Regions from separate parts of the Homo sapiens genome. Here all the other regions are linked to region 2. A link is a loop called in an ENCODE intact Hi-C map of the cell type or tissue named here. Cell type or tissue: heart left ventricle. All regions are shown on one strand. Each heading gives the region's core, and the rest is flanking DNA. Links, peaks and the distances in the headings are about the cores only. Region 1 overlaps SHANK2 (SH3 and multiple ankyrin repeat domains 2). Region 2 overlaps SHANK2 (SH3 and multiple ankyrin repeat domains 2). Region 3 holds the start of SHANK2-AS1 (SHANK2 antisense RNA 1).

What was found. Hi-C counts contacts between places; a loop is a spot of excess contacts. Peaks named below come from ENCODE experiments on the same cell type or tissue, not always from the same donor. Only the 100,000 strongest peaks of a DNase experiment are listed, where the experiment ranks them.
Region 1: it touches region 2 in a loop (3-fold over the local background); 6 of 110 quality-filtered maps call a loop at or near these places.
Region 3: a loop joins it to region 2, with 17 times the contacts of the local background. A loop is called at or near these places in 3 of 110 quality-filtered maps.

What each region holds. Positions count from the first base shown.
Region 1 is chr11:70,751,099-70,760,855 of GRCh38, reverse strand. The region is part of intron 14 of SHANK2 (SH3 and multiple ankyrin repeat domains 2); the gene reads left to right. Among named protein-coding and RNA genes, the nearest start is that of SHANK2-AS3, 110 kb to the left of the region's middle. RefSeq lists an enhancer at 4,861-4,910. In heart left ventricle, for the core only: a CTCF peak has its summit at 5,155 (motif pointing right); a DNase peak (open chromatin) is centred at 5,175; H3K27me3 peaks cover 1,759 bases.
Region 2 is chr11:70,563,968-70,573,724 of GRCh38, reverse strand. All of the region lies in intron 17 of SHANK2 (SH3 and multiple ankyrin repeat domains 2), which reads left to right. Among named protein-coding and RNA genes, the nearest start is that of SHANK2-AS1, 58 kb to the left of the region's middle. In heart left ventricle, for the core only: a CTCF peak has its summit at 5,017; DNase peaks (open chromatin) are centred at 5,024 and 5,474; H3K4me3 peaks cover 1,315 bases; H3K27ac peaks cover 1,449 bases; H3K27me3 peaks cover 430 bases.
Region 3 is chr11:70,623,716-70,633,472 of GRCh38, reverse strand. All of the region lies in intron 17 of SHANK2 (SH3 and multiple ankyrin repeat domains 2), which reads left to right. SHANK2-AS1 (SHANK2 antisense RNA 1) reads right to left here and starts at 6,909. Exons shown (of 3, transcript NR_174950.1): 1 at 6,450-6,909; 2 at 1,543-1,696. In heart left ventricle, for the core only: no CTCF peak of the experiment used is centred there; DNase peaks (open chromatin) are centred at 4,373 and 4,580; H3K27ac peaks cover 1,096 bases; H3K27me3 peaks cover 810 bases.

The sequences.
Region 1 (9,757 bases), core at 548-8,547, 190 kb before region 2:
ACTCCTCCCGGGAGCCTTCCTACACTGACTACCACCCTCCAGGTTAATCCCTTCATTTGCTCCTGGGGTACCTGCAGCCTCAGCAACTGCCTTCAGCTGGAAGCCTCCAGGCCACTGCCTAGGCAGGGACAGGTGTGCAATGCTCAGGGGAGCAGCCACCATGGGGCCTTCCCGAGCCGCTCCCTGTGCTGCACACTCCCACAGCACTGTAGGGTAGGGATTCATCGAGTCCCCTCAAGGGTCCTGTCAGGCTGAATGCTGGCCCCACCCATGACCAGTATGCGTCCTAACTTCCAGGTGCTATGAGTCAGACCTTATTTGGAAAATAAAAGCATCTTTGCAAATGTAGTTAAGGATCTTGAGATGAGATCTTAGATTACGATGGCCTCCAAATCCAATGGCAGGTGACCTTAGAAGAGAGGAGGAACAAACGTGGGGAGCAGAAAGTCACATGTCAGCCCAAGAATTGCACGATTTATAAATTTAGAAGGGAGACTATTATAAAGGGTTACAACCTGTGAGCTGGGAATTGGGCCTCTAGCCAAAACCAGAGGCAGGCGCTTCGAGGAGGTGAGGGTGGAACGGGGCTTTATGCTGAATGCATTGGCTAAGGTTATGGCAGGTTAAGCATACTCAGCAGGTTACAGGAGGAGCTGTGAATATTCACAAAGCAGGTCCTGACATGTGCACTGAGCACACATGCGTGTTACATGCGTCCCATGTTCACCTGGGGTGGAGGCTTCACATTTAAAGGCATTACAGTCAGGCTCTGTATGTCAAAAGGTGAAGCAGGAACGTAAAGCCGCTCAGTGAGCAGCCTCTGTAAACCGGCAGAGCCGGTCTCTCATAGTTCTGGAGGCTGGAAGTCTGAAATCAAGGTGTCTGCAGGGTGGGTTCCTTCTGGAAGCTCCGAGGTAGAATCCGTCCCATGCCTCAGTCTTTGGCCAGTGGTTTCTTATCAAGAGAAAGCTACTGAAATCAGCCTCTTATCCAATCACAGTTATAGTTATGGCTGCTGGCATGGGGTCTGTTATCAGCATCTGGTGGAGCTGCAATGGTTTTAATGTTGTCCATCCCAAGGCCGGGGCTTGCTGGCTGCTAGAGGAAGAGAAAAGCACTATGACAGCCAGAACTCGTTTATTTAAGTGTGGGGTGCATGACTTCACCCTTGCCTCACACAGTCTTAGGTCTTGCTTACAATCCAGTCTCTTATTGCCACCAGGAGCCCATTCTATCAGTCTCACAATCTCTCCTTTAGTGTTAACGCCGGCCAGTTGTGGCTAAACCTCAACAGGGAGCAGCATAACAAGACGTGCCCAACCTCCTGTCCCATCATGGTTGGAACTCAGTTTTGCTTTTTTGTTTTTTGTTTTTGAGATGGAGTCTTGCTCTGTAGCCCAGGCTGGAGTGCAGTGGTGCGATCTGGGCTCACTGCAACCTCCGCCTCCCGGGTTCTAGCAACTCTGCCTCAGCCTCCCAAGTAGCTGAAATTACAGGCACCTGCCACCACGCCCGGCTAATTTTTGTATTTTTACTAGTGACGGGGTTTGGCCAGGCTGCTCTTCAACTCCTGACCTCAAGTGATTTGCCTGCCTCAGCCTCCCAAAATGCTGGGATTACAGGTGTGAGCCACTGTGCCCGGCCAGAACTCAGTTTTTTTGTTTTGTTTTGGTTTGGTTTGGTTTGGTTTTGTGATGGAGTCTTGTTCTGTTGCCCAGGCTGGAGTGCAGTGGCGTGATCTCGGCTCACTGCTCACTGCAACCTCTGCCTCCCAGGTTCAAGCAGTTCTCTGTCTTGGCCTCCTGAGTAGCTGGGACTACAGGCACACACCACCACGCCTGGCTAATTTTTGTATTTTTAGTGGAGACAGAGTTTCACCATGTTGGCCAGGAAGGTCTTGATCTCTTGACCTCGTGATCCGCCTGCCTCAGCCTCCCAAAGTGCTGGGATTACAGGCGTGAGCCACCGCGCCCGGCCAGAACTCAGTTTTTAAGGCTTCTGTGGTGTCCCCTTGTTCCAGTCAGTCGGGGGCTTAGGATTTTATTTTTAGTTCTCACATGTGAAGATGGAGGCAGAAGTTGGAGGGATACGGCCACAAGCCAGGGACTGCTGAGGGGTGCCAGCAGCCCCAGAGGCTGGGAGAGAGGCTTGGGGCAGATTCTTCCTCAGAGCCTCTGTTAACTGGGGATCCTTGTTCTTAGAGCTCCCAAGATGATGGCGGGCCACTTGCAAGATGGTGGCAAGCCTCTTGTTCCTTGACCTGGGGTTCTTGGCCTCACAGATTCCAAGGAATGGAATCCTGGGCCATGCAGTCAGTGTTACAGCTCTATTCAGCTCGATTAGGACCAACCCCAGGCACTTAGCTGGCGCAGGAACAATGGCGAGCCTCTAGCCCAATTGGGAGCAGCAATGGGCGCCGCCTCGCTGGATCGGAAGTGCAGGGGACACTCTGCCAGATCCGGAGGGGTGGAAGTCAACGGCGGGTCTGGGATGGCGGTGAACAGCAGTGGTGGATGGCGAGCGAAAGCTCACCTCGAGCCGTAACAAACACGGACCAGAAGAGCGTGCAGTTGCAAGATTTAATAGAGTGAAAACAGAGCTCCCATACAACGGGAGGGGACCCAAAGCGGGTAGCCATTGCCGGCTGGAATGCCTGGGTTTACATCCCGATCATTGTCCCTCCCCCGTGCTTTCAGGCAATAGATGATTGGCTATTTCTTTACCTCCTGTTTTTGCCTAATTAGCATTTTAGTGAGCTCTCTTTACTATCTGATTGGTTGGGTGTCAGCTAAGTTGCAAGCCCCGTGTTTAAAGGTGGATGCGGTCACCTTCCCAGCTGGGCTTAGGGATTCTTAGTCTGCCTAGGAAATCCATCTAGTTCTGTCTCTCACCTCCAGAAGGAGCCCATCCTACAGACACCGTGATCTCAGACTTCCAGCCTCCAGAACTGAGAGAATGAACATCTGTTGTCCAGGCCTCCTGGTCTGGGGTCATTTGTTGTAGCAACCCTGGGACATTCATGCAGGCCTATGGGATGGTGTGTCGGGGGACCCCACCCACACATTCTGGGGTCCTCTGGAAGGACTCGCAGGACTCGATATAGAGTCATCCTGTTGTCTAAGGTTTATAACAGTGCCACAGCTTAGGCGGAGTCTGCAGGCATCCATGAGCAGACTGAAGCCCCCTCCCTCTCTCCTTGAGGGGACACAGCACATTCCCCACCCACTAGGAAAAAATGCAGCCACATGTGTGAAATATTTCTCCCTTGGGAATCCTGTCACGTAGGCACCCTCAGCCTGGCACGTGCCACAATTCCCGACTTCTGGAAGGAAAGCTGGGGTTTTGCTTGCATACACCACAGTGTTGGCTCAACACGCCATGGGAGCTGCTGCCGCAGGGCTGGGTGTCCCGGCCTCTCCATGTAGGGGACATTTCAGCTCCCAGATGCCAGCTAGGGGCCAGCCCTGCGGGCAGGACTTTCTCAGGGCAGCAGCCACAGGCCTGCTATGCTCACTCTTATCTGCATGGGTTGATATGGTTGTTATCCCTTTTTACAGATAAGGAAACCGAGGCTAGAGAGTGTAAGCCCCTTGCTCAAGGTCAGCCAGCTCATAAATGGCAAAGCTGGGTGGGATTCAAACCCAGGAGTCCAGCTCCTAACACTGCTATTAACCTTCCTGCTTCCTGTCTCTCCTGCTCAGGGCAGGGGCTCAGTAGATACTTGTCTACTAAAGGGATGCATGGAGGAATAAAAATAAGAATAGTCACATTTATTAAGCATTTGTTACCTGCCAGCCTTTGACCTTCACACGGCTCCCCTCCATAATCCTTGCCAAACGTCCAATATCATGGAAACTGCTAGTGCTCCATTTTGCAGACGGGGGCGCAAGGACCTGGGGAAGTGGAGTGGTTGGCCCAGGAGGTTTGGAGCCTGGGTCTGAGCCCAGGGTCTGCTCTATGTATCCGTTCTCTTTTGTAACATTCTGTGCTGATCTACATAAGACAAGCTGCAGATCTGTGTAAAGGTGAGCTTAGAGGACACGTTCCCAGAAAGACAAAGCAGCTTACAAAGCAAAATTCCGTATGTCAGAATATGTTCAACGCTGCGTGGCCACTGAGATGATAGGGGTGTGGGGCTGCCTGGTGCCCCAGAGTGTGCAGCCGAGGCCCTGCCCTCAGCAGCTCCAAGCCTCCCCGTCTTCCCCTGCTAGTGGCAGAAAGCAGGGTCCAGTATGATGCCATGGAACCTGCCTGGACCCCAGAGAGGGCAGCAGGGGTTGTGAGACTAGTTAGAGAGGTAGCCACAGCCCCTGCCCACACAGCTGGAGGGAAGGAGCGTGCAGGCGGCGGTGGATTCAAATGCCTGTTCTGGGAGAGGGTGTGCTCTGTGCCAGGCAGCGTGGGGGCTTCACCTGCTAACCTGGGCTCTTCTCCGGTTCACCTCCTGTCTATCCCTAGGCCCAGCACCGTGGCCAGCCCCCAGGATCAGTGAGTGCTCCTGGAACCCTTATTATCCCTGTTTCAGAAAATGTGCCTCTAAGGCTCAGAGAACCCAGGCCAGCATTTGAGCGTTTTCAGGTAAAGGATCTTTCCCATCAGAGCCTGGACATTCAGGAAGGGAGCTTTCCCTGGCTGGAGGGTGGAAGAGAGACCTCCAGCCTGGAGTCTGGAAGGTTCTCTGCCTCGCTCTGGGAACCTGCCTCTGGGGGAGCTGGGGATGTCTCCTGCACCTGCTCGCACGGGGGCTGCAGCTGTCACCCTGAACCCGCTGCGGCCAGTGAGGAAACGAGCTCAGAGCAGCAGAGCCATCTCCGCAAGATCACAGAGGCCTTTGGCCCCAGGACGTCAGTGGGGTCCGGGGCTCGGTGAAGCGGCTAAGTCATAGGCTTGGCTTTCTGCACAGGCACAGCTGGGAGGGCTGGGTATTCAAGAGCTGGGCAACGGAAAGCCATCCTGTAAGATGGAAATAAACTTGTATTTCCAACAATCGGAGGGTGATGCAAAAGTGGCCCTACGATGGCCCCAGCACTGGGAGGCCCCTCCGGAAGCCGCGGCGTTCCAGGAATCTGCTGGCGCGGTGTCTTCCCTCTTGTGGCCTGTCGCTCGCCTGGTAGGAGCGGACTCACTGCCTGGCGTCCCTGCTTGTGGCCACTAGATGGCAGCCGCGGGGTGCGGAGCCGAGGGCGGCCTCCAGGAGTGAGTCCCTTCCGCACGAGAAAGGCCGGTTGCCAGGAGAACCTGCTGGGCCTTGTCCCCAGAATCTCCACTGTGGTCCCACTGCCACCACTGCAGGCCGGGGCCGGGGCTGGGGACGTGCCTGGAAAGCCACTGGCTCTGCCCGGGTGCCCACAGGGCACCAGAGAGGCCAAGAGGTTGGACGCTCACAGGGCAGGGATGGGATGAGGGGCCGGAGTGCACCCCTGCACACAGTTTCTGCAGGAAGCCCCTGGAGGGTGGACACCCACAGGAAGAAGGCTGCCTGCGCGCTGGGCGCAGTGGCTCACACCTGTAATCCCAGCGCTTTGGGAGGCCGAGGCAGGTGGATCACCTGAGGTCAGGAGTTCGAGACCAGCCTGGCCAACATGGTGAAACCCTGTCTCTACTACAAATGCAAAAATTAGCTGAGTGTGGTGGTGGCCACCTGTAATCCCAGTTACTTGGGAGGCCAAGTCAGGAGAATCACTTGAACCTGGGAAGCAGAGGTTGCAGTGAGCCGAGGTCACGCCACTGCACTCCAGCCTGGGCAACAGAGCAAGACTTCATCTCAGAAAAAAAAAAAAAAGATTATGAACAGGGTTTTCATACATAGGAATTGTGCGGGACATTTCGAAGTACTTCTGGGATCTTGCTTTTACTAGTATCGTTACTTATTATTTTGTAATCATAGCCGTTATTATTGCTGTATTAGTATCTTCTTAGGGACCCAGGTGCCTCCCTGTAATCGATGTCTCTCTGCATCTGGGGCCGTGTTAAATCTAGATATTTGAAGCAGCACTTCCCAGCTCTTCGGTTTTGTCAGCATTTCTTGGAAACGTGCTGTCTGGAAGGTGTTCAGCATTGCCCAGACACCTGGACTTTTCATCCTTGTCCTCCCTCTCCTGCCACTGAGGCCCCGCCACTAACTCTTATGGGTCCATGGTATTCAAGTAATGTCAGAGACCATGGGGGCCAGAAAGCTCTTTATTTCCACCTCCTCCTACCGCTGCCTTTGCCAGGCTACTCAGAACCCAAATGTGGAAGGCATGGGCCACAAGTTCCAGGCTGGGCTCTGCTCGAGCTCACCGGGGGGAGGCTGTCACCTATGTAGAATTTCCTCAAAGGCTTTTTCTGCACCAGTTGCTATGATTATCTGTTTTTCTTCATTAGTTTGTTTATATGGTGGCTTACATCAATAAATTTTTCAAATATTGAACCAGCCTTGCACTCCCAGGATAAAGCACACTTGCTCATGATTCCCTTTCTACTAATATATGTCTGGATTTGACTTCCTAATATTTTAAGGATCTGTGTCTATGTTCCTGAGGGATGTTGGTGTATTGATGTCTTATGCTGTCTTTGTCTGGTTTGTGTATCAGAATAATGCTGCCCTTATAAATTAATTTGGGAAGCGTTCCCTCCACTTCTCTTTTCTGGGAGGAATTGTGTAGAGTTGGTGTTGCTGCTTCTTGAAATGATTGGCAAAATTCACCAGCGAAATCACTGGAGTCAAGAAGTCTTTTTCAGATGCTTTTTAAACTACACAATTGTCAGGCGTAGTGGCTCACGCCTGTAATCCCAGCACTTCGGGAGGCCGAGGTGGGTGGATCACTTGAGGTCAGGAGTTCAAGACAAGCCTAGCCAACGTGGTGAAACCCCATCTCTACTAATAATACAAAAATTAGTCAGGCATGGTGGTGCACGCCTGTAATCTTAGCTGCTGAGGAGGCTGAGGCAGGAGACTCACTTGAACCCAGGAGGCAGAGTTTGGAGTGAGCTGAGATTGCACCACTGCACTCCAGCCTGGGTGACTGAGTGAGACTCTGTCTCAAACACACACACACACACTTAATATCTTTAATAGATGTAAGACAATTTATCTCCTTCCTAGGTGAGTTCTGGAAGTTTGCAACTTTTAGAGAATTAGTTTATTTTACCTAAATTGTCAAATTTATCTTAGACTTGGTCACAGTATTCCCTCATTATCTGTTTAAAGTCAGCCCTGTAGTGATATCATCTCTTTTAGTAATTTGTGTCTTCTGTCTTTATTTCTTTGTCAGTCTTACTAAAATTTTTATCAATTTTATTGATCTTTTGAAAGAACTACCTTTGAACTTCATTAAGTTTTCTCCTTTCTCCCTGTGCTTTTAGCTTATTGATTGCTGTCCTTATTTTGTTATTTGCTTCCTTCTCCATGCTTTGAGTTGATTTTGTTCTTTTTCTATTTTTTTGACTCAGGCTGTGGTCTATCTTGGCGAATATTCTGTGGACATTGAAAAGAATGTATATTATGCTCGTTATTGTTGAGTGCGGTGTTCTTTAAATGTCAGTTCGGTCCTTTTGATGGTATTTTTAAGTGTTTATAGCCTTGCTGACTTGTCCTCTGTTGTTGATTGCTGAGAACGTAGGAATGTGGAAATTTTCCAGTATCATCGTGTGGCTGTCCATTTTGTTTTTTTTTGTTTGTTTTTTGTTTTTTTTTTTTTAACAGTTCTGTTGGTTTCTGCCTCATGTTTGTTTTGTTGTTTGTTTGTTTTGTTTTGTTTTGAGACAGAATCTCACTCTGTTACCCAGGTTGGAGTGCAGTGGCATGATCTTGGCTCACTGCAACCTCCATCTCCTGGGTTCAAGCGATTCTCCTGCCTCAGCCTCTCAAGTAGCTGGGATTACAGGTACCTGCCACCACACCCAGCTAATTTTATATTTTTAGTATAGACAGGGTTTCACCATATTAGCCAGGCTGGTCTCAAACTCCTGACCTCACGTGATCTGCCTGCCTCGGCCCCGCAAGGTACTGAGATTACAAGTGTGAGCCACTGCACCTGGCCTGCTTCATGTATTTTGAAGTTCCAATGTTAGGTTGTAGGTTTATGCTGGCATTAGGTATTATTATACTGGTTAGGTTATTCACGACTGGCGTGTCTTCTTGGTGAATTGATTTTTTTTTTTTTTTTGAGACGGAGTCTCGCTCTGTCACCCAGGCTGGAGTGCAGTGGCGCGATTTCGGCTCACTGCAAGCTCCGCCTCCCGGGTTCACGCCATTCTCCTGCCTCAGCCTCCCGAGTAGCTGGGACTACAGGCGCCCGCCACTTCGCCCGGCTAACTTTTTGTATTTTTAGTAGAGACGGGCTTTCACCGTGGTCTCGATCTCCTGACCTTGTGATCCGTCTGCCTCGGCCTCCCAAAGTGCTGGGATTACAGGCGTGAGCCACCGCGCCCGGCCGAATTGATTTTTTTTAATCATTATTCAATGTTCCTATTTATCCCTGGCAATTTTCCTTGCACTTGAGACTACTTTGATATTAATATAGCCACTCTGGCTTTCTTCTTATTAGTGTGTGTATGTCTTTTTCTATCCCTTTGTTTTTAACCTCCCTATGTTGTTATATGTAAATTTGAGTCCTTATAGACTGCATGTCATTGGTTAGTTTTCTGAAAGTCCATCTGATTGGGAGGCCAAGGGGGGAGGGATTGCTTGAGGCCAGGAGTTCAAAACCAGCCTGGATAAGAAAGTGAGATCACATCTCTACAAAAAAATAATAAAGAAGTCAACTTTTTAAATAAAAAAATAAAACTCCATCTGGTAATCTATTTTATTTGATGTGTTTAGAGCATTTAAATTTAATGTTATTATTAATGTGTTAGTATTTATATCTACCATTTTATTTCTTATTTTCTATTTGTTTCCTTTGCACGTTATTCTCTATTTTTCTTTCCCGATAATTTTTGGATTATTATTTGACTTGTTACTTTTCCATTTTAATTTAATTTTGGAGGCTTTAAAACAATTATATAGCTTTTTTTTTTATTAAAGCAATTAGTCTGTGATTTCAATACACATATGTAGCTTTTCCCAGTTTACTTAATGCTTTACCACTGCAAGTAGAACATGGAAACCTTACCACCATATAGATCGCTTTATTCTCTCCCTTTTTTGGTGTAGCTATCACGTGTATTAAACCCACATATATTGAAACTACTATCATAAAATATAATAATTTTTACTTCAACCATCGTATTTTCAAGAATGTAAGAAGTGAAGTATAGTCTATTAAAAGATATTGACCATTTTGTCTGTACTTCTTTATTCCTGACTTTCAAAGGCTCTCTGGTATCATATCCATTCCATTCCAAGCATTATCTTTGGCATTCCTCTTAAAGTTGACCTGCTGGCCACAAATGTTCTTGGTTTTGCTTCATCTAAAAATGTCTTGATTTAACCTTTATTCCTGAAGGATATTTTCACTGGGTATAGAATCCTGCATTTGCAGTATTTTAAAAATACTGTTCCACTTCCTTCTGACCTCCATAGTTCTGATGAGGAATCTGCAGTAATTCCTGTGGTTTTTCTTCTGTATGAAATATGTCATTTTTCTCTAGCTGCTTTCAGTATATATTTTTTCGTTTTTAGTCTTCAGCAATTTGATTTGGACGTGTCTGGGAATGGATTTTTTGAGCTAATCCTGTTTAGGATGCATTGAGCTTCTTGAATCTGTAAGTTTATGTGCTTTTCTCTCTTGTTCAGATTGGATAATTTCTATGGATCTGTCTTCAAGGTCAC
Region 2 (9,757 bases), core at 1,072-9,071:
CCTCCTCACCCTCAGGGGCAGCCAGGGGCTTGCGTGGGATGTGGACTCCAGCTCTCTCCCAGAACCTGAAGCTTGATCTGGTCAATGTAGGAGGGGCCACTGGGGTCATCTTCATGTCTTGGTCCCAGTAACTCCTATTTTCTTTATATCAAATGCCATGCCCCACCCCCCCCCCGCCCCCACACACACAGACACATGGGGCAACCTCTCCTGTGGTATCGGTCATATCATGATACACTTTTTAAAAACTTTATTGGGGCATAATCAATGTCCAGTCAAGTTCACATATTTAAAGTGTGCAATTCTATAAGTTTTCACGTGTGTATTCTTGGGAAACCATCGCCAAGGTCAAGGTGACAAGTCCATCCACCAGCCGGCTTGCTCCTGCCCCCGCCCCCCCCCCCCACCGCTGGAGTGACCACCCAGCTCCATCACAGCCCCCCCGCCCCCACCGCTGCAGTGACCACCCAGCTCACATCACAGCCCTGCCCCGCCCCCACCGCTGCAGTGACCGCCCAGCTCCGTCACATCACAGCAGCCTGCACCCTCTAGAACATCACATAAAATGGAGTCACGCGACTGAAGCTATTTTTTGGGTTGGTTCCTCTCAGGCAGTGTGATTATTCTGAGGCGTGTGTGTTCCGGCAGTCCGTTCCTTCGCGTTGCCGAGTGATGGGCCGTCATCATGTCGATGGCCCACAATTTGGTGACCAGTCACGATCGATGGGCGTTTGGTTGCAGCCACTCCGACCTACCACGCATAAAGTTGCTGTGAATGTCCATGCACTAGACTTGGGGTAGTTAGGTGCCTTCATTTCTCTTGGATACTCAGAAGAGGAAAGCCTGGGTCACGTGATAGATGGATGTGTAAGTTTGAGAGACGGCCAAGCGGTCTTCCAAAGCAGCCTCACCATCTTGCATCCCTGCCAGCCACGTGTGGCGGGTCAGCCTCTCCTGGGCCTCGCCGGCACTTGGTGTGTGCCGTCTTTTTCATTTGGAACAGTGTGAGGTGGCGTCTCATTGTGACTTTAGCTCACATTTCCCTGGAGACCCCTGATGTTGGGCCTCTTTTCTTATTCTTGCCAACCATCCCTGTGTCTTCTGTGAAGCCGGAAGTGGAATGTTGTGGGGAACAGAGGGGCTTTCTCTCCTTGTTTCCCTCTTCTCTCTCCTCCCTTAGTTTCCTTCCCTTCCCTTCTGTCTGAGTCAGCTAAATCCACTAGGGCAAAATACCCTAGATGGAGGGGCTTCAAAACAGCAGGGGTGACCAGGCATGGTGGCTCACGGCTGTAATTCGAGCACTTTGGGAGGCCGAGACAGGAGGATCACTTGAGGTCAGGAGTTCAAGACCAGCCTGGCCAACATGGCAAAACCCCATCTCTACTAAAAATGCAAAAATTAGCCGGGTATGGTGGTGGGGACCTGTAATCCCAGCTACTCAGGAGGCTGAGGCAGGAGAATCCCTTGAACCTGGGAGGTGGACGTTGCAGTGAGCCGAGATCGTGCCACTGCACTCCAGCCTGGGCGACAGAGTGAGACTCCGTCTCAAAACCCAACAGGGGTTGATTTTCTCCCAGTTCTGGAGGCTGAAGCCTGAGAATAGGATGCCGGCAGGGCCGGATTCTGGCGAGGGCCTGTCCCTGGTGTGGAGATGGCCGCCTTCTCACGCTGTGCTCAAGTGGCAGAGGGAGAAAGTGGAAGCGAGCTCTCTGGGGTCCCTTTTATAAGGCTACCGATCCCATCACAAGGGCTCAGTCTCCTCCCAGAGGCCTCACCCCCAACACCATGCCATTGGAGGTTAGGGTCCAACCCAGGAATGTTGCAGAGACATGGACATTCAGCCCACAGCACCCAGCCCTACCCCTCCTCCTCCTCTCTCGCTTTCCAGTTCCCTCTCCCCTCGTCTCCACTCCTCCTTGGGGCCCCCTGATGCCGCACCCCTCCCTCTCCTCAGGGTTCATCACTTCTCCCTGCACGCACCACCCTCCTTTGCCGACTCCTCCAGTATCGACCTCAGCCCTTGCCTGTAGGGGCCTCCAACTGAGCTCCCTGCACAGACACCTGGATCCCCTGGTTCTGCCCCAAGGACAGAATTTGCTAGGCTCAGCTCACCTCTCCTCCCTAGACCCAAGGCCACTGTATTAGCCTGTGGGGTCAGGGGACCACTCCAGCTCAGCCAGCTATTGCTGGGGTGGGGCACATGGTGGGGGTAGCATCTAGACTTTTATACTGGAAAATGAACATTTTATTTCAAAGAAAAAGTAGCACGATGGTATCCAAGTATCCAGGACCTGCTGCCATGCCCTTTCTCTGCAGAAGGCCTGGCTGGGCCCAGTGGCCTAGCCGAGAGCCTGGCGTTGATTCTCTGCCCTTCCATTTTCGGGCTGTGGATCACCGGAAGTCACTCAGCCTCTAAGGTGAATACCCACAAGGTATTTGATGCTTACTTCATGCTCACAACACTGTCCTTGGCCCGCAGCGGGGAGGATTAAATGCCATCTTCTGCAGGGCAATGGAGAGTCACAAACACGGGTGCAGATGCAGAGCCCAGCCTTGACCCCAGAGTGGACACTCCTGACCTCCAGGGAGTGGGGGAGAGGCTGGACAGGGTCAGAGAGGCCTTGGGGGAAGCCAGGGAGAGTCATTCCCTAGAATCCGCCTCCAGGACCCAGCTGCTGTGGTTTTCTGAGCCTCCTGGATTGCTTCAGAAGAAAGAAATGCTAACACCCATGAACACCACCGCACAGGAGTGCTTTGACCCCCAAGATGCAGCATAGTTATGTTATGCACAAGATAACTACAAGATTTATGAAACTGTCCACTCTCAGAGCCCCACCCATATTTCCAGTTGGGTGACAAGCAGTGTATGTCCCTGGAACTGCACCCATAGCTCCACAGGGAGCTCAGTGTGAGGCCCTGGTGGGTGTGGGCCCCGGGTGTGAGTGGGCATTGATTCCCAGAGGGCCTCGGTCTATGACACCCCATTCCCCACTCCCCACTCCCCACTCCAGTACACCCACATCCTCCAGCCCCTTGGCACTCCCTCTCATGGAGCCAGCTGGGCTGCAGTGATCCTGGAGGGTGACCCTGTCTGAAGCTGCAGCCCACACACACCACTGGAGGCCGCAGCTGTGGAGGCAGACCCGGGCCTGCAGCAGAGCAGGTGAGGAGCTAGCCCTGTCCAAAGGAGGAGTTCACAGCTCGGGCTGCCCAGGGCCCCTTTCAGGGCAAGGCCTCCCTGGGGAGCCTGGCAGTGGGACCCCGGTCCTGGTCCTGCAGCAAGCAGGGGTACCTTTGACCACAGCTCCTAAAGAGAGCCAGACAGTATCCATCCTGGGTCAGGGGCACCCACGCGTGCACCCTAGGGAGGCGCTGGGGCCTGAAGTTCTACCATCAGGAATTAGAAATACCAGTTTTAGAAAATTAATCATCAAGAACGGGAGCGACCTGGGCCCCTTGTAAACCCGGCAGATCTAAAAGAGGGAAGGGCTTCAAAGGGGCAGGACTCCTGCGGGTCGGCGTGGCCGCCAGCCAAACCTACTTTCTCCAGGACTCTCGGCGGCAAGCCACAGAAGTTCCCTCTTGTCATTCGGTCAAGCCTTGTGAAGCTGCCATTTTTATAGGTCAAAAAACAGTCAGGTAGCGACAGCTTATGAGGCCCAACCGAACAGCTCAAGTTTCATAGGTGAATAATGTGCAGGGGGAGACTCAACAGCTGGAGGCAGGAGTCCACAATGGTGCTGGGGGCCTGTCTCTGTCTCTCACTCCCTTCTCTCTCTCTCTCTATGTCTCTGTGTCTCTGTCTCGGTGAGTGTCTCTGTCTTGCTCTGTACCGTCGTCCCCGTCTCCTCGTACTGACCTCCTGCCCTTGCTTCTTTGTGCCGGCCTCAGCCTTTTCCCGGGCTGAGGAACCCCCTCCGTGCTCACACATCTGCCAGCATCACAGCCCCCCAGGGACAGGAGAGCATCTTCCCCAGTAGATGTAGAGGAAAAACCCAGGCAGGATTCTGATTGGCCTGGATGACCATCCCTCAACCAATCACTGTGGCCTGGGAAACGGGAACCCCTGATTGGCCAGGACTGGGTCACTGGGCACTCCTGAGCCCGAGGGCTGTCCTAACCTCCTCGGTATCCTCCACGTGGGGAGGGGCCACAGAAAGGAGAGGGCTGCGGCACCAGCAGAGGTAAGATGGGGAAGCGGCCGGCAGCGCCACCCATGCCTCTCTTCCTGGGGCCTCATCGTTGGTCAACCCCGCCATCCACCCTCTGCCCAGCACAGCAGCCTACGAGCCGCCTTCTCCCTCAGGACCCAGGCCCTGCTCACTCTGCCAGCCCCGGAGCTCCCCGCTCCACCGCACCTGGAAACCGGGGCAAGATGCGTCCATGAGGCGCATGAGCAGGATCACCCCAGACGCTCCCGAGCCTGACCCCCCAGGACCCCAGCGGCATGGCTTAGCCACCAGCCTCCCCTGGGGTCACTACACACTTAGGCTCGGGATGGCCCGGGGGTTTGGGACTGTCCTCAGTCCGATTGGCCCTGAGAGGACAGAGGATCCCCCTCTCTGTGGGACTGAGGTGGTTCAGGTGGGGCCTTCCTGCAGAATCCAGGACAAGTCAAGGCAGATTCGCTTTCCTGGCTCCGTTCACTGTAAGTCCAGCGGCAGGAGTGGGGCCTGCATGCTGCATGCCTGAAAACGGGGAAAGGGCACATGGGCAGCCTTGAACATCTTCAGAGAACGTGAGCAGTCCCTCGGACGTGGATGCTGAGTCCACTGGCCACACAGCTGCACTCTTGCTGGACACAGGCAGGCTTCTCAGCCATCTATAAACAGCTGGGTTGCGGTGCCAAGGGCTCAAGTCCTCTGTCAGAAAGGAAGGAGGGGGCTGTCTAGCCATGGTGGCTCAAAGAATCAAAGTCTTGGAGCCACACCCTCCAGAGGGTGGTTTATCTTGCAGAATTGCTCCCTGAACCTGGCTTCTTCCAGACGGACCATGCCTGGCCTGGGGCGCCCCTGCCTGCTACTCGTGGCTTTGCTGAAAAGAACAGCTCCCGGCCGGGAGGAAGTGGGCGGGGGGGGCAGGAATCCGCTGCCCACATGGGAGAGGGGAGGTGCTGGGAGATGTATCCTCCCAGAAGGAACAACAACTCGAATTGGCTTTGGGGAAATTCAAACAGTTTCTCTCCAGCTGGAGGCTCCACCAAGAATAAGTTCCCCAGCTTCACGGAGCTCCGAGGATTGCAGCCGCCTCCAAGAATCCATTAAATGAGTTCTTCAGACTCGCTTTTAATGCTTTTCCGAGGTTATTAAACAGAGAAGTTCTCTGCAAGGAGCTTTCAGGGAGCTGTGAGAGAGGCAAGGAGGCTTCACCCACCGAGTGAGGCACTGCCTTGCCTGAGCTCTGTCCCTAAGCTCACTTCCAGGGCGGTTTCGAAGAGGAAGTGAAGATTCTTCCTGGTGCTGGAGACGGCGCCGCCCCTCGAAGGATCCCTGGCTCCAGCCTCCTCAGCTTAAGTCTCGCGGAAGAGGCTGCAGCTACAGCTGCCTGCGGGCCTGCTTTCTAGGTTATCCTTGTTGGAAGCTTTGCCCTGACCCTTTCACTGGATCCATTGCAGGCAGGATCGGAGCCAGACTCCACCACCCCGCTGCTGGCCTCACGGCAGTTTTGCACCCAGCCTCCAGTACTGGCCATCAGCTGATGGCCCAGACCCATTTCACATCCTGTCTCCCCATTAACTCTTTTGTTGCCCGTCTCCTCGCTGAGTTTTGGTTTGAATAGCTCAGTCCATTTGACGTGTTTGGGTTGGACAAATACATAGGGTGTCTGCAGCTTCCCTCCCAGCCCTGCAGCTATTCCAGGGTGTGGCATCTGTCTTAGTTCGGGCTGCCCCAGCAAAGCACCACAGACAGGGTGGCTGGGACAGTAGACGTTGACTCTCACAGTTCTGGAGTCCAGAAGTCCAAGATCAAGGTGTCTCAGGGTCTGGGTCTTCCTTCCATGGCTTGTAGGCGCTGCCTTCTCCCTGGGTCCTCCCGTAGTCGTCTGTCTATGTGTGTCTGTGTCCTCATCTCCAGTTCTTTTTTTTTTTTTCTTTTGTGAGACAAGAGTCTTGCTCTGTCACCCAGGCTGGAGTGCAGTAGTGCGACCTTGGCTCACTGCAACCTCCACTTCCTGGGTTCAAGCAATTCTCCTGCCTCAGCCTCCCGAGTATCTGGGATTATAGGCACCCGCCACCACACCCGGCTAATTTTTGTATTTTCAGTAGAGACGGGATTTCACCATTTTGGCCAGGCTGGTCTCAAACTCCTGACCTCGTGATCCACCCACCTCGGCCTCCCAAAGTGCTAGGATTATAGGCATGAGCCACCACGCCCGGCCTCATCTCCAGCTCTTATAAGGACACCAGTCAGCCGGGATTAAGGCTCATCCTCATGATGTCCTTTTAACTTAATTACCTCTCTACAGGCCCTGTCTCCATATAGAGTCACACCCTTGAGTACCGGAGGTTAGGTCTTCAGCATAGGAGTTAAGAGGGACACAATTTAGCCAATCACAGCTTCATAACAGATGCTCTGCAGACACCTCTCCATCAATCATAGCCCGGTGTGTTTAACTTAGAGTAGATGGTGGCACCACCCGATAACAATGGTGGTGGCATTCAGCAGCAGCTCAGAGGGTTCCAGAAGCATTCCTCCAGCCTCGAGGGGAAATGGTGCCTCTGGCTAACGGAGGGAACCATCAAAGCCGGGTATGGTTTCTTTGATCGTGTTTAGCCGCTTTGTGGCTGAGTAGAGATTCTTCCTTCTTCCTGTCCAGGTAATTAATGAGGGACTTCAAAGGCATGAGGCTTTTCTGCTCCAATCAATTATTCAGATTGGCATATCCAAAGGTCTCTGAACAGGAAATAGAGAGGAAATGGATTGCTAAGTGGTTATGATGGAGACTAAATGAATTACTTGTTAATCACCCTTGTCTGCTCTGGTAGTATCTGTGCAAGCCAGGATAGCTGCTCGGGGCACACTCACCATCAAACACGGGAGGGGAAGGGCAGGGTGGGGTAAATTTCACTCTTAGAAACACCAGAATTTCTTCCTTTTCAGGATCAATGTCACCCATATCTTGTCAATTGTGACTGCAAACTTCAGAAGGACTCAGAGTGGAAAGTCTTGGCAACCATGTTGCGGTTCAGACAGTGGGAGCCATGCTTCTGCGAATGAGCCTGGGGACTGGGGACTGTGGTCCCAGCCCTGGATTTGATGAGGGGAGTATCCCTGTCCTGCGAGGGTGCAGTGTCACTTTTCCACTCCCATTTGGGGTCAACTCTTAACAGCATCCCTGAGAAGTGAGGTGGTGTAAAGTCAGGGAAGTGTGGTCTTTGTCTTATTAAAAATAATGCGATGAGATGGACGATGGCAGAAGCTTCAGGGTAGACCATGGAGCTCATCATGGTATTTGATATGGCTTGGCTTTGTCCCCACCCAAATCTCATCTTGAATTGTAGCTCCCATGATTCCCATGTGTTGTGGGAGGGACCCAGTGGGAGATAACTGAATCATGGGGTCATTCTCCCCCATACTGTTCTCATAGTAGTGAACAAGTCTCATGAGATCTGATGATTTTATAAGGGGAAACCCCTTTCTCTTGGCTCCCATTCTCTCTTGCCTGCTGCCATGTAGAACATGCCCTTTCCCTTCTGCCATGATTGTGAGGCCTCCCCAGCCATGTGGAACTATGAGTCCATTAAACCTTTTTTTCTACATAAATTACCCAGTCTTAGGTATATCTTTATCGGCAGCGTGAAAACAGACTAATACAGTATTACTCTTTACATTGCTTTATGTTTGCGATTTTCCATTAGAAAAGGAACTTGAAAATTAAAAAAAATAATAATAATAATGCCTACTTCTGCTCCAACTTCTACTTGTGGCCAAGATGGAGAAACAGAAACTGGATTTACCTTTCCTCATGAAACAACTGAAAGAAAAGATAAAATATATAAAGTAATAGGTTTTACAACCAGACACCAGGTAATAAATGATAGTGATCACTAAAGCATGAGAAACAGATGGGATGAGCCCTATACTTGCCCCAGCTTCTTGCACTGAGCGTTTCCAGGCTGTGGGGCAGGGAGAGGGAACTCAGGCAGAGACTGGAAGAACATCCACATTGAAGACATTGAGGCCAGGCGTGGTGGCTCACGCCTGTAATCCCAGTGCTTTCGGAGGCCGAGGTGGGTGGATCACAAGGTCAGTAGTTCAAGACCAACCTGGCTAACATGGTGAAATCCCATCTCTACTACAAAAATACAAAAATTAGCCGGGCATGGTGGCACGCGCCTGTAATCCCAGCTATTCGGGAGGCTGAGGCAGGAAGAATTGCTTGAACCTGGGAGGCGGAGGTTGCGGTGAGCCGAGATCGCACCACTGCACTCCAGCCTTGGCAGCAGAGCAAGACTTCATCTCAAAAATAAATAAATGGATGGATGGATGGATGGATGGATGGATGGATGAAACTGCTTCCAGGTGACTTAACTACACCCAGAACAAAGCTCAAGACCAGGATACAGAACTACCCAGCGCCCCCAACAAGTACAATTCATGATGTCTGGCATCCATTCAGAAATTCCCAGTCTTGCAAAGAAGCAGGAAAATACAGCCCGTAAGGAAGAGAAAAATCCATTATCAAAATTGACTGGGGATTAACACCGATGTTAGAGTTAGCAGACAAGGATATTAAAAGAATCATTAAAACTGTATTCCATATGTCCAAAAAGTTAAATGTAGACACAGAAGATATTTTGAAAGCCCACTGGAATGTCCATTTTTAAATGGTTAATATGATAAATTTTGTTGTATATATTTTAGCATAAAGCAGTTCTTTACATTTTAACCCAAATCAAACTTCCAGTGATGAAAACCACAGTGTCTGAGATGACGGATACACAGGATGAGATCGAGGGTAGATTAAATGTTATAAAGTAATAGTGAACTCAGAGAAGTCTCAATAGAAACTATCCTGAGTGAAACACAGAGAAAAAAAAAGAATTCTTTTTAAAAGAACATCAGTCAGTGAGCTGCAAGATAGCTTCCAACAGCCCAATATACATGTAAGTAGAGTCCCTGAAGAGGGGGCGATTGTAGGGGGAGGGGAGAAAAAATACTTGAAGGCTGGGTGCGGTGGCTCATGCCTGTAATCCCAGCACTTTGGGAGGCTGAGGCGGGCAGATCAGTTGAGGTCAGGAGTTCGAGACCAGCCTGGCCAACACGGTGAAACCCCATCTCTACTAAAAATATGAAAAGTTGGCTGGGCATGGTGGTGGGTGCCTGTAATCCCAGCTATTTGGGAGACTGAGTCAGGAGAATCTCTTGAACCCAGGAGGCGGAGGTTGCAATGAGCTGAGATCGCACCACTGCACTCCAGCCTGGGCAACAGGGTGAGACTCCATCTCAAAAAAAAAAAAAAAGAAAAGAAAAGAAAAATATTTGAAGAAATAATGAGGGAACTTTTTCCAAATTTGAAGTAAACAATGAACTCACACACCCAAGCAGCTCAATAGACTCCAAGCACAAGACACATGAGAGAAAAAGAAACAAAAACACACCCAGGCACATAGGATTCAAATTGCTCCAAATTAGAGATAAGGACAAATATGTTAAAAGCAGCCACATGGGGATAAAAGGACACGTGACACATGAAGACGAAAGAGAAAGATGACAGCAGGCATAGTGTCAGAAGCAATGCCAGTGAGCAGATCGTG
Region 3 (9,757 bases), core at 1,161-9,160, 60 kb before region 2:
TATAGGAAGCTGATGCTTCAGTGATCTCTACTGATGTCCAGTGAGTTGGTTTTCTATCATGTTGTTGAGGGATGAAGTAGGGTCTTTTTCACTCTCCCTGTGTCTTCTCTGCCCTGGTCTGTCTCTCTCTTCCTCACCAGTATGTCATTATGAACTCAGGATTTTTGTATATTCAACTCAGTGTTATTTATATATATATAAATATACTTATACATGTTTTATATAGAATATATATTATATACAATATATTTTTATGTAATACATATATAAAAATATAACATTTATGTTACGTATATGAATATATGTATAAATATGTTATATATAACATACATAATATATATAACGTATTTATATATTCAACGTGTCTAAATCAGCTGCAGACACTATTCTGCATGGTGCCCAGGTTGCCCATCTGTGCCCAGTGGCAGCCCCCTCATGCCCAGGTCTGGGGATCCCAGGACCTCTCTCCTCAATGAGCACCTGCGCCTGTCCTTGTCCCCCTGCCCCGTATCCATCAACGCTCCATGCAAGGGGCTCACTGGGATTAAAGGGGCCCAGGCTTCTCAGAGACCCAGCTTCCCAAGCCCTCATCTTGCTGAATGATGTCCTTGTCCTCTGTCCTCCCTCTGGTCCTGTCTACTCTTCCCCCGAGTTACCTTCCAGATCAACATGACCTTGTTTCAAAAAATAAACCAATTAGTATGTTCTTCTGCAGCCCGGATGTACCCTCATGCGCCCTTTTCTGGTTGGCTGGCCGGCAGAGTCCCAGCATCCACCGAGTGCTCAGGGCGGGTGGGAGGTAGAGCAGCATGTGGCTGTGTGCCCACATCCCTGGGAGACAAGGATTGTCAGGCAGCATCAGGGAAAATGGTATGTGGGGAGATGATTCTGTTGTAAAAGGCGGTTCTATAAAACAATCACAATTTGGATTGTTATCAAGGAGAGAAAGGAGCCTCTGGTTGAACCAGAGAGGTGGGTCTGACTCAGAAGTGTTTCCCAGACTGCCTTCACACACCTGCAGCTGTTCGGGGCCCGTGATGGAACCAGGAGCAGGGAGCGTGGATAGCATCCTTAAAAGTCCGCCAGTTGGGAGGCTGAGGCGGGCGGATCACGAGGTCAGGAGATCGAGACCATCCTGGCTAACACGGTAAAACCCCGTCTCTACTAAAAATACAAAAAAAAAATTAGCCGGGCGTGATGGTGGGCACCTGTAGTCCCAGCTACTCGGGAGGCTGAGGCAGGAGAATGGCATGAACCCGGGAGGCAGAGCTTGCAGTGAGCCGAGATCGCGCCACTGCACTCCAGCCTGGGTGACAGAGCGAGACTGTCTCAAAAACAAAAACAAAAATGTCCGCTCAGTCCACTCTTCCCTGATTGAAGGACAAATCGCATTCTAATGTTTAGCGTCTAAATGAAGCGTTTCCCAGAACAGAGTGAACCTTTCCATTGTCCTCTGAAAGCATTTCAAAAATAAGGGGGAATCTAATTAGTTAATTTCTGCGTGTGATTCCAAGAAATGTAATATATTTGATAGAAAATTACCTGTGGCAACTGCTTTCCTTCTCTGAGACTTGTGTTTTCCAAGACGGGCGCAGATGGGCGCTCAGCACGGGCCGGGCGTGATCCAATTACACAGCAGATTTCAGACGCCCAGACTTGGAGCTGGGGAAGCCTGGCGCCCTGGGGAGAACACTGCCTGGAGAGAGGCCGGGGAGGTCAGGGGACCCCGACTGCTTTGGGCCAGGCTTCATCCTACAGGCTTTTGTGTTCTTATAACCCCAGCTTGTCATGCAGGAAGCATCCTCACAGACACCCAGCCACATCCCCCACTGCGGGGGCACCTACGCTGTCCTATTCCCAGCGCCCTCTGGGTCACCTTGCCTTGGAGGCCCTGAGCTCAGCTTGTGCCTGGCCCAGCACTCAGTGACTCACTGTCCGCTGGGACTTTGCCGAGTGGATTAGGAGCTGAGACCTCCTCCATGATGGAGAAGGTGGATACCAAGAGAAAAGGACCAGGGACATGGTTTTATTTGGAGAAGGCAGGTGGGAGGGAGGTTGTGTGGGTGTGTGTGTGTGTGTGTGTGTGTGTGTGTGTGTAACTCCGGGAACCCTCAGAATGGCACGGCCCCCAGCAGGCTCCTCCCAGATTCTAGCTAAATGTGCCACTTGTACAATTCTAAGTTGTCATGAGTCTGGGAGAGCCTTAGGCTACCCTCCCCTGTTTTAGGCAACCTGGACCTTATTTGCTTTAGAAAAGTCAGCTCTCCTGTTCCTAAGGCCTCCTGGATGGGGGCCCGCCTCTTCCCCTTGGTGGTTTGCTGGGGTGGGAGTTCGCGTTTCGCGGTCCTCTGAAGGGCTCTCGCTGCTGCTTCTGTCATTCCTGCCGGTCTTCCGTGGCTTCTCCTATGAATGCCACAGCCCTTTGTGGGTCAGATTCCGGAATGCAGGCTCTGTCATCACCCTCTGCTGCCAGTTGCTCCCTGTCCGGTCCCCAGGCCCCGGCTAGTCCTGAGGATGCGTTGGGCGCCGGAGGGAGGGACCACAGGATGCGCAGGTCACCACACTGGCCTCCTACATGCTCACCCTTTGTGCTGGTGTCCTGGGGCTGCTCTCACAAAGGGTTCAAAGCCACCAGCTGGGGCTTGAACAACAGAAGTGTCTCCCCTCACAGTTCTGGAGGCAGAGACCAATGTCAAGGTGTCGGCAGGGCCCTCTCCCTCCAGTGCTCTAGGGGAGGACCCTTCCTTGTCTCTTTCAGCTTCTGGGGAGTCCAGGTGTTCTTTGGCTTGTGGCCACATCCCCCAGTCTCTGCTTCCATCTGCACGTGGCCATGTCTCTGTGTGTCTGTATTTTCCCTCCTTATAAGGGCACCAACCAGTGGACTTAGGGCCCACTTATTCCAGGATGACCTCATCCCAAGTGATTGCATCTCCAGCAACCTTACTTCCAAAGAAGGTCACACTCTGAGGTTCTACATAGACGTGGATTTTAGGGGGACAAAATTCAACCACTACCGTCTCTTTGCTTGAAATCACACACAATTTCCAGAGGCCTAGAGATGCCACTTTGTCCGCAGATCTCTTCCTGGCCCCGCCTCTGCCTGGGCAGCCTGGGTCTGATTGTCCTTCTGTCTGCCACCCTCACAGTCCTCAGCCGTGGCCTGGTTCCTGTCCTGGGGGCTGACCAGCCTTCTGGGGCCTGGGACCTGGGGCATCGCTGCTGCCTGCCGTCTGGCCTCAGGGCACCTGCAAGGTCAGTGCCAGCCCAGCAGGATGGCTGACCTTTCTCTTGCTCTAAGCGTGGGCTCTGCAGCCCACCTCACCCCACTGCCATCAGGGAACCTTCTAGCATAGGGCAAGCTGAGTGGGGGCCAAAGCCCACGGTAGTGCATCTCCCGGACCAGGGCCAGGAGCAAAAGCAGTGTGCATGCTGTCTGCCCCTCTCTGGAAGCCCACAGACGATGTCCTCTCCTGTCTCATTGATAAGCACCCTGGGGTCTCCTGGTCACTCCTAGCAGCCAGGGGAAACTGAGAAAAGGGGTTTTGTAGCTGGGTCTGTTAACTGCCAAGACAATATTAGGGTCCTCATAGTGAGGAAGGGGACTAGAATGGATGTCAGGGGGCCGGATCTGCTGGGGGTCTGGATGGCCAGGCCCTTCATTGCACACTTGGGGAAACTGAGGCCCAGAGATAGGCTTATTGGAGTCAGGGCATTAGAGGGCACCAGGATCATCCAGCTCTGCAGCAGGTGCTCCCTGGTGTCCCGTGCCTCTGGCCCAGGTGGCACCTTCCTGACGGCAGCACCCCCTCTCCCCGGCTTGGAGCTGATGTCAGAGTGCACCTAGCAGTAGCGGCTGTGGCAGCAGTTCGGAGGCCCTTAGGGGAGCTGGAGTCCCCAGTGTTTGCCAGCTCATCCCGCTGCCCTTCCCACCACATGCGGCCCCCAGGGTCACGGTGGCCCGCAGCCTGTGATCCAGACCTCCCTCTCCCGCCAGGCCGGAACCTGCTGGACGTCCGTGTGTCCCACTCCATCAGGCCTGGAGACCCGGGAGGCCAGCAGCAGAGCCACACTCTATTCTGTGTCCTCATCACCAAGCACTAGGTTAAATGACAGAGAACTGACCAAACCCTTCAGAGAGTTCGAAAGAGGCGGTTTCAGTCTGGCTCGCTGCCCCTCTCCCAGCCTTTTCGGCAGCAGCCTGGGTGGTGTGTTTTAGTTGGTGGGGCAGGGGACAGGGTGTGGCTCAGCGGAGAACACACCCAAGGCTCTCTAGATGGAAGGAGGGGCCAGGCTCTTCCGGTGCTGGGATGTGGGGGTGGCTTGGAACACTGACAGAGGAGGGAGGGTGCCCGGGGCGCGTTTCCCCACTGAATTCAGGCTGCAGTGAGCACGTGAGCTGTGGCGCGCACATGCCTGAAACCATCCCTCTCCAAGTGTTGGCGTTTCCCTCCCAGGCTGGAATCAACTCCAGGCTTAAAATTAATTTCTCTTCCGCTCACAACAATGGTACAGCCTCTCCCCAAGTACATCCTGTCTTTGTGCAGAACACACTGCCTTGCCGCGCTGCAGCCCAGAGCCCCAGAGCTGGGATGATTTACCCAGCCAGAGCCCACAGCAGTACTGTGATCCTCTGGGACCTGTTCACTCCCCTAGTCAAGAGACTCTTCCTAGACACTCAGTTTGAGCCTGTCCTGGGGAGGGCAGGTGGGCCGAAACTTCGGCAGCCCCTCACCACCCAGAGGCGGTGCTAACAGCCTGCTGTATGGTGGGTCTCCACTGCCTGGAGCTCGGGAAGCCGGAAGTTGGGGGATGACAGCAGCATCATGATGCTGGGTGTGGAGTGAGCATGGGGCTGGCGTCGAGGCCAGCTCTGCCTCCCATGGGTGGGCCGCCTTAGGCTCCTCCTCTGCAAAATAGGGAGCTGTTGCAGGACATTTCAGAGCTACTATAAGGACTGAAGGAGGCCCCGGGGAAAAGAGCTCTTGATATATTAAGGCACTGCTTAGTAGTGACTATGCTTACTTTGCGAGCAGGGAAACCGAGGCCTGGGTAGGACAGAGGGGGGCACATGTGTTTACTGCCCTCTCCGCCCCCGACTTTGGTGCCATCAGCCTCCACCCCTGCTGCGCCCGTCAGAATTTGGCTTCCACGTTCTGCTCCCGGACCCTCCCAGCCTAACCTGTGGATCCTGCCACACAAAGATGGGCTTACCTGGGAGATCTTCAGTTTTAAGAACTCTCAGCCAGGCATGGTGGGAGGCTGAAGCGGGTGGATCACCTGAGGTCAGGAGTTCGAGACCAGCCTGGCCAACATGGTGAAACCCCGTCTCTACTAAAAATACAAAAATTAGCTGGGCATGGTGGCATGCGCCTGTAATCCCAGCTACTCAGGAGGCTGAGGCAGGAGAATCGCTTGAAGCTGGAAGGCCGCTATTTCAGTGAGCCAAGCTCACACCATTGCACTCCAGCCTGGGCGACAGAGCGAGACTCTGTTTCAAAAAAAAACAAAAAACAACTCTCTTCCTTGCTAGGCATGTTGACCTTGTATAAGGGCACCCTTTGAGGTCCAATCCAGGTTGAGCTCATCTAAAAATCCAAAATCCAAAATGCTCTAAAACCCCAAACTTTTTGAGCATCAACATGATGCCACAGGTATAAAATTCCAAGCCTGACCTCATGGGGTAAGTCCCAGTCAAAACACAATGAAAACTGTTTCATGCACAAAATTCTTTAAATGTTGTATAAAATTACCTTCAGGCTATGTGTATAAAGCATACGTGAATTTCATATTTAGACTTGGGTCCCATCTCCAGGATATATGTGATTATATGTGCAGATATACCAAATGTACATGCAAATATTCCAAAATCCAAAAATATATGCAATCCAGAATACTTCTAGTCCAAGCGTTTAGGATAAGGGCTATTCTGCTGTAGCCACCTGACCTGTAACAGTCAGGACAGCGGGGTTAGGCTGCAGTAGCAAATAATCTCCAGGTTGCCATGGCTTAAAAAAACAAAGGCTTATTTCCTGCTCACTCTCACTGCCCTGTCAGGTCTGCTGGGTGCTGTCCTTTGCCCTCCTCACTTAGGAACCGGGTTGGGTGACGCCCCCACCAGCTGGACCATCATCCATTTATAGTTGCCACATCTGGGTTCAAGGGCAGTGTGGTGGGTGGTGAGTTGGTCTTCATCTTTCCTGGAGTGACACACGTCCCTGCAGCCGCCGGCTCACTTGGCCGCACCTAACTTCAGGAGGGTGGAGACCTGCAGCCCTGTGTGTGCCCAAGAAGGAGGAAAATCGGAATTTTGGGGAACAACTCTAATATCACAAACCTCAAAAACAGGAACCTTTAGTGCTAGAGCGAGCTGTGAGAGGAGACACTTCAGGGACAAAGTCCCCCAACACCATGCCACCCCCACGCCCCCCACCTCCAGGCTCCCATCTGACCTTCACGGCTGCGCCAAAGCCAACCAAAGGGCCTCCCGGGGTCCCTGTCTTGGGTGCCCAGGAAATGAGATACGTGCTGACGGAGGACCTGGGAACCGCAGCCTTCATCCTTGCTGGGATGGAGTCTTTCCTCTTCAGGCTGCCCACTCTGGGCTGAAGAGTGTCATGATGTGGCTTGGGGTGCAGTATTTCTCCACTACAGCAACAGAGGCCAGCTCTGCCTCCTGTGGGTGGGCCACCTTGGACTCCTCCTCTGCAGAATAAGGGGCTGCATCTGGACCTTTCAGGGCTGCTACAAGGATTGGCCTTTCAGAGGTACTACAGGGATAGTAGCCTCTGGTCCAGGGCTGGAGCCATCGGTCTCTCCTGTTTCTTGCAGTCCAGTGGGCTCTGTGGCATAAAGCTTGCCACTCGGCGGTTGTGGGATTAGACCAGATGAGACTGACTGACGAGCTCTGCCTCTGGCCGAGGACTAGAGCTGTCCATCTTTCCTGTTTCCTGCAGTCCAATGGGCTTTGTGGCGTAAAGCTTGCCACCTGGGGGTTGTCGAACTTGACCAGATGAGACTTACCGACAAGCTCCCAAATCAGCCAGGAGCACCAGGCTTCGCTGTGATATGAGGCAGGATTTTTCCCTGGTGTCTCCCTGCCTCTTGATCCCAGTACCAGGCTTCATGCCATAGTCAGTGCAGATATTGTGGGTGATATGTTTGTTTCATAACCGTTCCTAAATATAGAGTGCATGCTAAGTGATATCTAGAAGCCATGTAAAAGAAAACGTTTGAAATGTTTGCAAAGAGGATGAGGCATTGAGTGGACCAGAAAACATGTCTTCCTAAATGGGCCCAGCAAACGGTGCTGCTGGGGGTGTTTTCCGTTGCCAGCTGAGTTGTGACTCTTGGCAACGGTTTCTTAGCAACCGTGTGTGCGGGGTACCATGCTCAGCCGGGATGGGAGGCTGGGACGGAGGCTGCCTGGGAGTGAGAACAAGGCAGCGGAACTGGAGGCGGGGAGGCCCCAGAGGCCTGCAGCCCTCAGCCCTCCGAGCGGGAGGGGCCCCAGGTTTAGAGGATTAATACTCCAGGTCCCACGCTGGCCTGGTGGTTGCCATGGGGTGAATTACTGGAAACTTCTCTTCCTGCATTTTTCCTTCCTCTACAGTGTGTATTTTATGCACAAACGTGTCTTTTTTTTTTTTTTTTTTTTTTTTTTTTCATTTTTGCACAGAGATCCAAGAGGCTGCACTGAGATTTCCCCCAGCTTGGGCTTGTGGACCTCTGGGAGGCAGGGGACTTGGGGAGCGGAGGGGCCTGAGTAAAAGAGGAGAGTGCAGGGACTGGCTCAGAGCCCACATCCTCCACTGCTCAGAGCCTGCTCAGATTTCCTAAGGTCTGGGCCTCAGTTTTCTGATCTAAAATGGAGGGAGGGAGGTCTGGGTAGTGAAGCACCAACTTGATCCAAAGAGAGAGCTAACCTTTGCCTTCACCTCCTGGGAGGTGGTCTCTGGGCTCCCAGAATATCCTGCCTGATGTATGTGTCTCTGTTTGCCTGGGGGCTTTGACTGCTGGACAGTCTGACAGTGTGATTTATGGTGGGAGCTCTGGGTCATGCCACATCAGCTTGGACCTCCAGAAGAAACTGGAGACCAGAAGGATTAGCCCTAACCTCCAGGAGGAGCTGGAAACTAAAGCCCTGCCACCAAGGCAGTGTGTGACAGAGCCCCAGCAAAGACTCGGGACACCAAAGGTCTGGGAGCATCCCTGGCGGCAATGCCCCATGCGTGTTGTCACACGTCATCTCTGGGAGGGACTTATCCCCACTTTCCCAGGGAGGACGGCAGACACCCCATGTCTGGACCCTCCTGGACTCTGCCCCCCACGCCTGCCTGTCCTTGCCTGATCTCAGCCTGGATCCCTTTGCTGTAATAAACCATAACTGTGAGCATAGGTGCTTTTAGTGAGTTCTACGAGTCTTTCCCACAAATCACCAAACCTGAGGGTGGTCTTGGAGACCCCCAGAACTTGCAGCTGGTGTCTGAATTGAGGAAGGGTGGTCTTGTGGGGGCTGTTCTCTCAAACTGTACATTGGCTAAACTCCTGGTGAGAACCCTTGGGACACCCCCCGCAGGCCACCAGGTGAGGGAGCCGATAGAGACCAGGCTCTGGGTGGAGGCATTTCGCAGAGCCGCCCTGCCAGGTGTGGAACTGGGACAGTGTTGCCCCAGGACGACACCGGGGACGTTTCTAGCAGGATCACTCTGCTGCGGGCCCCTCCTGCACACTGTGGGGTGTCCAGCAGCAGCCTGGCCTCTCCCCACTCCATGCCAGCACCAGCCCCCAGTTGTGAAAACCAAGAATGTCTCCAGACGTTGACACGTGGTTCCCTGGTTCCTCCTCTGGTTCCCTGGGGTTTGGGGGGGCACCATCACCCCTGGCTGAGGACTGCTGCCTTAAGGGAAAGACGGTTTGAGGCTTTTTCTTTTTTTTTTTTTTGAAGAAGGTTGTGGCCATGGGAGCATCTCTTTGGAAAGATGGAAATGGATTCTGAGGGATGTCTGGGGGTGAATCCTGGCTCAGGCAGGAGGGGATGGTTGTTCCTCTCTCTGTGAGGGGTGCAGTGTGTCCAACACCCCCTGGCCTCAAGTCTGAGGGCCGCAGAGCTGGCAGGAATCCCTTGGGAGCACCAGGGAACCAGGGGATTGGCTGGGGGCGTTGCTCCATTCCCACCTCCTCCATGGGGGAGAGGGGTAGGATGCAAGCCTGGGAATAAGACCATGCAGGTGACAGCCCGCCCCCATCAGCTCTGCCCTCAGCTCAGGAAGTGGCAGGCATGGTGTCCGTTAGTCCTGCACACTCCCCCGGCCTCAGCCCCTCCTGAGGCTGCAGGCTCCCAGGAAGCTCCGGGCCCACCCCTCCCCTAGGGAAACCAGGGCCTCTGCTCCCAGAAGTCCACACCCAAGGCTGCCCCTCCCTGCACAGGGACGAAGGTGCCCTGCCTCCCATGGCTCCAGTTCTTGGTGGCAGCTCTGGGCGCACCCTTAGCCCTGAGTTGTGACCCATCCTATACCCCAGCTCCCCAGTGGGGTCTCTGTTGCTGTCCACACCCTGCCCTGGCCTGGGAGGGGCCATAGGCTGGAAGAGATGCCCTGGGACCTTCATAATGCTGACAGCCCTGAATTCTCTCTCCTTCCTTGGTCTAAAGCAACTCTGTCTGGTAGAACTTTCTGGAAATGTCCCATGTGCTCGATATGGCACCACTGGCCACACACAGCTACTGAGCACTCAAAATGCAGCCAGTGTGGCTGAGGAG